2 separate regions of the Homo sapiens genome follow, and region 2 is linked to region 1. A link is a loop called in an ENCODE intact Hi-C map of the cell type or tissue named here. Cell type or tissue: heart right ventricle. All regions are shown on one strand. Each heading gives the region's core, and the rest is flanking DNA. Links, peaks and the distances in the headings are about the cores only. Region 1 overlaps PPME1 (protein phosphatase methylesterase 1). Region 2 overlaps C2CD3 (C2 domain containing 3 centriole elongation regulator).

The links. A loop is a pair of places that touch in the nucleus more often than their neighbours do. Peaks named below come from ENCODE experiments on the same cell type or tissue, not always from the same donor. Only the 100,000 strongest peaks of a DNase experiment are listed, where the experiment ranks them.
Region 2: a loop joins it to region 1, with 2.3 times the contacts of the local background. A loop is called at or near these places in 1 of 110 quality-filtered maps.

Annotation. Positions count from the first base shown.
Region 1 is chr11:74,233,759-74,236,683 of GRCh38, forward strand. PPME1 (protein phosphatase methylesterase 1) reads left to right here. Exons shown (of 14, transcript NM_016147.3): 8 at 2,143-2,208. Among named protein-coding and RNA genes, the nearest start is that of PPME1, 64 kb to the left of the region's middle. In heart right ventricle, for the core only: no CTCF peak of the experiment used is centred there; no DNase peak of the experiment used is centred there.
Region 2 is chr11:74,153,317-74,156,241 of GRCh38, forward strand. The region is part of intron 3 of C2CD3 (C2 domain containing 3 centriole elongation regulator); the gene reads right to left. Among named protein-coding and RNA genes, the nearest start is that of C2CD3, 16 kb to the right of the region's middle. In heart right ventricle, for the core only: no CTCF peak of the experiment used is centred there; no DNase peak of the experiment used is centred there; H3K27ac peaks cover 536 bases.

The DNA.
Region 1 (2,925 bases), core at 203-2,702:
TTATAGTGAGCTATGATCATGCCACTGCACTTCAGCCTGAACAACAGAGTGAGACCTTGTCTCGAAACAAAACAAAAAAGTTAGGGGAAACCTGGGCTTTGAGGTCAGACAGATACAAATTTGCATCTTGGTTACACCACTCTGGCTGTTCTGAGGAAAATCAAATAGAAGAAGTGGGGAATGAGGTGTGAAGTTGGTTAGGAGACTGTTATAGTAAAGGAGAGTAATAATGGTAAACATAGACGAGGATGGCAACAGAGGAAGAGAGTCATTTTTTAATGTATTTTCGAGGTAGAACTGACAGGACTGGTTTATGGATTGGATGTTGGGAGAGAGACGGGGAAGGGCAGGAAGGGACTTAAGGATGACTTCTAGGTTTTTAGCCCAAGCAATTGGGTGAATGGTAGAAACAGAAAGAGGTAGATATGGGAGCAAATAAGGGGCAGAGAATCAGTTTTGTTTGGATAAACTCAAATGCTTATTACATATGTAAGTAGAAATGTTAAGTAGGCAGTTGTATATACTAGTTAGAAGAGGCTGAACTAGAGATAAATTGGAGAATCGTCATCACATAGTTAATATTTAAAAGTGAAAGATTGAATGTAAAGACCTAGGAACTTGATATTGATAGGAAAAAGATCCAAGACTGAGTCTTGGGATATTCCACAATATTTAGAGCTTGGGAAGAAGAGGAAGATCCAACAAAGAAACTGAAAAGGCACAGTTGATGAGATAAAAGGAAAACCAGGTGAGTATATTAAGTGTTTGTAGAAGGAGGGAGAGAATAACTGTGTCGGATGCTGCAGAGAGATCAAGTAAGATGAGGACCAAGAAATGACCATTGGAATTGGCATGATAGAGGTGACCTTGACAAAATAAATATCTGAAAATAAATGGGATATAAAAATCATATATAAGTTGGGGAAAGGATGAGAGGTGACAAAGTAGAGAAAGCAAGATAACTCTTTTGAGGAGCTTTGCTGTATAGGAGAGCAGAGAAATGGAGTAATAGGTAGTAGTGAATGTGGCATTGGGAATGTTTTTAAAGGCTGGATAATGGAGTATGCTTGTGACATCCACGAGAGAAAAAAAGTGACACAGAAGAGAGACAGGATAACTGAAAGAAAGAGTATCTTTTCAGAAGCAAGAGGGGATGGGAACTAGTGCCCAAGGTTGGCCTTGATAGGAATAGATATTTCATGTATTAAACAGGCATCAAGGCAGAGTATATTATTACAAGTATTGGTGAATTTGTGGATTCATTTGGTAGTTAAAAGATGAGGTAATAGTTCTGATTGCCTCGGTTTACCATTAAAGTAAGAAATCATGTCATTATCTGAGGAGAGGGGCTTTAAAATTTTGAATGATTTTTTAAACTAAGAAATGAGATTTAAAGAAGTGCTTTCTCCTAGTGGCTTGCTTCAGGCAGTGTTTCCAGTTCACCCTGGGAATGCAGTCATTTTGCTCTGCCTTAGTTGTACTTAGGTGGACAAATGTGAGAAGACTAATTTATTCAGATAGCCTAAGCCCTGTAGCACGGCACACAAGGCCCTGGAGAAGCTGGCGCCTGCCTTCCAATCCTATTCTGTCACGCTCCCCTTTTATCTCCTCCCTGCTTCTCCTTGCACCCAGTTCTCTAAAATCATTATCCTGCCGACTTTCACATCACAGCACCTTTGTACATAATGTGCCCTCTGCCTAGAATGCTCTAACCAACCTCTTTTATTTTCTGGTTAAACTTGTTATCTATACTCCTCAGTTTAGCTGTGACCTCTGGGGAGCTTTCTCTGACCTCCTCATTCATGTTCAAGTGCTTTCTTTGAACCTTGCCTCATTATATTAACATTATATGTGTCTTTTTCTCCCTACCGAATTATGTGCTTTTTGAATACAGGCCTGGCACCTAGTATCCTCTTGATAAATATCTGCAGAACTGAAATGGCTATGATGTTTTTACTTAATTTTTACTTATAAAACCATGTAGCCAGGTGAGTAATAGTGGCAATCTCTATAGTAAGAAACACTGGTGATCACTACTTTTTATTAGGTCTCACATAATCTGTAGAATTATTTATTTGATTCCAATGATGTGATACAATAGATACTGAATAACCTTCTCTCTTCCTTTCTTTTCTTTCCCAGTGTGAAGAGTGGCCAGATTCGAAATCTGGAGTCTGCCCGTGTCTCAATGGTTGGCCAAGTCAAACAGTAGGTCTTACTCTTCCCCCTTGGTCTGGTTAGAGGCGGAAACATGGTGAGGGAATTACAGATTGCTTCTTTTGTCTTACACCAATTCTACCATTCCGGTAAATGCCTTTATTATTTTAAATAATTTTAAAGGTGAGTTCAGTTGGGACAGACATAGATTTTCTTTCGCCTGCCTTCCTTTCTCTCCTTCCTTTCCTTCCCTTTCTTTTTTTTCCTCCTCATTTAATACTGGATTACCTTAGCAAAACTCTGCGTGTTAAAAAGCAAATCCCAGAGCATAGACATTACAAATTATGTTAACCTTAGTGATAGCAGCTGAGTTTCATTCTAGTAACAGTCTCCTTCTAAGCCAAACCTGGCTGTGAGGGAATTATAATAAAAAAGCTCTGGCATAGCCTGAGTGAAAGCCAGATTCTAAGAGTGAGCTAAGATTATTTAGCCCAATTGATCTTTCCTGATAGAATTACATGGCATTCTGGGTATTGCTGTATAGTCACAAAATAAACTTTAGATGAATTGAGAAAATGTTGCCCAACAGAACAGACAGAAGTTAGATGAAAATGATAATGGCTTTGAGTGCTTACTATTTGCCAGGCACTGTGCAAGGTATTTTATATGCACTGTCTCATTTTTAAAACCTTATATTATGGAAAAATTTTGCACATATAAAAGAAGAGTGATACAGTGGATGGACCCCAGTGTTCCCATTGTCCATTT
Region 2 (2,925 bases), core at 326-2,825, 80 kb before region 1:
TCTCTATTCAACATATACTGGAGATCTTAGTGTGATAAGGCAAGAAAATAGAAATAAAAGGCATATAGATTAGAAAAGAAGTAAACCTGTCTTTATCCACAGATGACATCATTGTCTATAGAGAAAATTCTCAAGAGTCAATGAAGAGCATGAATACTTTGGGATAAATCAAAGTATATGCAAGCCTGCATGATGCTAAGTATAAAAGATTGTAGAAAAAAAATTAAAGAGCCAAACAAATGGAGAAATATACCATGTTCATGGATTGGAAGACTCAATATTGCTAAGAACTTAATTCTCTGAATTTTATCTGTATATTGTACAGTATCAACAAAAATCCCAGCAGATATTTTTTATGGAAATCAACAAGCTGATTCTAATATTTATAAGGAAATGTGAAGAACTTAAAATGGACAAAAATTTTCAATAAGAACAAAATTAGAGGGCTCAGAGTATCTTATTTCAAGGTTTACAATAAAGCTGCAGTAATACAGTGTTGCTATCCTAAGGACAGAAATTCTAATCTGCAACAAGAATTCCATTAAAAACAAAAAGAAATACAGATCAATGAAACAGAAAGGAGTCTAGAAATAGACTCACATATATATAATCAATTGATTATATTCAAACAAAATTTAATGGGGTGGGAAAGGGCAATCTTTTCAATAAATAGTGACAGAACAAGAAGATACAATTATAGAAAAAAAAAATCCTGACCTTATTTCACACTACAGTATACCCCAAAATTAATCAGACATGAATTATACCTAAAACTAAAAGCCAAAACTATAAAAATATTAGGGGAAAACAGTGGAGAAAATCTTTGCAAACTTGGATTAGGGGAAGATTTCTTAGGTAGGCCTGAGTTTATAAAAAACATAAACCATAAAAGGTAAGATTGATGGCTGGGCACGGTGGCTCAAAATAAAGGTAAGATCGATAAACCTGATTTCATTGAAAGAAAAACTTCTGTTTTTCAAAAGACACAATCATGAAAATAAAAGAAGAAAAAAATTAAACAAAGGGAGTATATATTCAGGGCAACTTAAATCTATGCTTCTGAGTTGTAGTCCTCAAGTTTGGCCCAAAGTCTCTACTTATTAAAAAAGAAAAGAAAGAGAGAAGCCAAAGGCTGGGAATATAAATGAATGAATGAATGAATGAATGAATAAATACTTATAGCCCTAATGTTAAAAAGCTCTCAAAACTAAAAAAGATAAGCTTATTTTTTAAATGGGCAAAAAACTTGAACAAACAATCCACAGAAAGTATCGGGGGTTGATACATTTTCCTATGAATAGGCCAGAGAGCTAATATATTAGGCTTTGCATGCCATATGGTCTCATTACTCAACTCTGCTGTTTGGCATAAAAGCCACATAGACCATATATAAATGAATGGGTGTGGCTGCGTCCTAATACAACTATTTACAAATATAGGTGATGAGCCAGATTTGGCTTGGGGGTTGCAGTCTGTGAACTCCTGAAGAAGATAAAAGAATAGCCAAAAAGCCCATGAAAAAATACTCAACATGTTAGTCATCAGGAAATACAAATGAAAATCTCAATTAGATATCAGTACATACTCATTAGAATGGCAAAAATTTAAAAGAGTGACCATAGCAAGAGCTGGTGAAGCATAAACACCTTCAATTTTAAGAACAGCTGTGGTTCCCAATGGTTCCAGAGACCCTGCTTATAGCCAGCAAAAATGGTCTTTGACAGCAGCCTTCTAGACATATTTGCCTTTAAGAGTCCTGTTCCTGGCAGGCCTCCACAGGCTCCAAGATAGTGGAACAAGAGAGGAAACAAATCTTTAATTATAGCTTCTATTTCTTCACTGTAACCACTACTTATTTCTGTACTCCTCAGTCATTCAAAATTTGACAAAAGTCTCCACTGCTCTATTAAAAACAATTCTTCAACAAATCCAATGACTGCAAATAAAAAATACACAAATATTATTGTATGAATTGACATTTAAATATGAACAAAAAATGGTACAGGCATTCTGGAAAATAGTCTGGCAGTTCCTTAAAAAGTTAAAAATAGAGTTACCATATGGCCCAGCAATTCCACTTGTAGGCATATACCCAAGAGAACGGAAAGCATATGTTCACAAAAGAACTTATATATGAATGCTAATAGCAACATTATTAATAATAGTCAAAAAGTCAAAACAATCCAAATGTCTATCAACTTTAGAATGGGATATATCCATATCGTCAAGTATTATTCATCCACAAAAAGGGATGCACTTCTGATACATGCTATAACATGGATGAAACTTAGAAACATTATGTTAAATGAAAAAAGCCAATCGCAAAAGGCCACATATATTATTCCATCTGTATAAAATGTCCAGAACAGGCAAATACACAGAGACAGAAAGTAGGTTAGTAGTTGTCAAGGGCGGGGGCAGAGAGAAACAAGGAGTGGCTGTATTGGGTACAGTGTTTCTTTTTGGGGTGAAAAATGTTCTAGATTTAATAGCAGTGATGATTGTAAAAACCACTGAATTGTGCACTTTAAAAGGGTGAATTGGCTGGGTGTGGTGGCTCACAGCTGTAATTCCAGCACTTTGGGAGGCTGACATGGGAAGATTGCTGGAGCTCAGGAGTTCCAGACCAGCCTGGACAACATGGCAAAACCCTGTGTCTACAAAAAATCCAAAAACTGGCCAGGTGCAGTGGGTCATGCCTGTAATCCCAGCACTTTGGGAGGCCGAGGTGGGCAGATCATGAGGTCAGGAGATTGAGACCATCCTGACCAACACAGCAAAACCCTGTCTCTACTAAAATACAAAAAATTAGCTGGGCATGGTGGTGCACGCCTGTAGTCCCAGCTACTTAGGAGGCTGAGGCAGGGGAATCACTTGAACCCAGGAGGTGGAGGTTGCAGTGAGCTGAGATCGCACCACTGCACT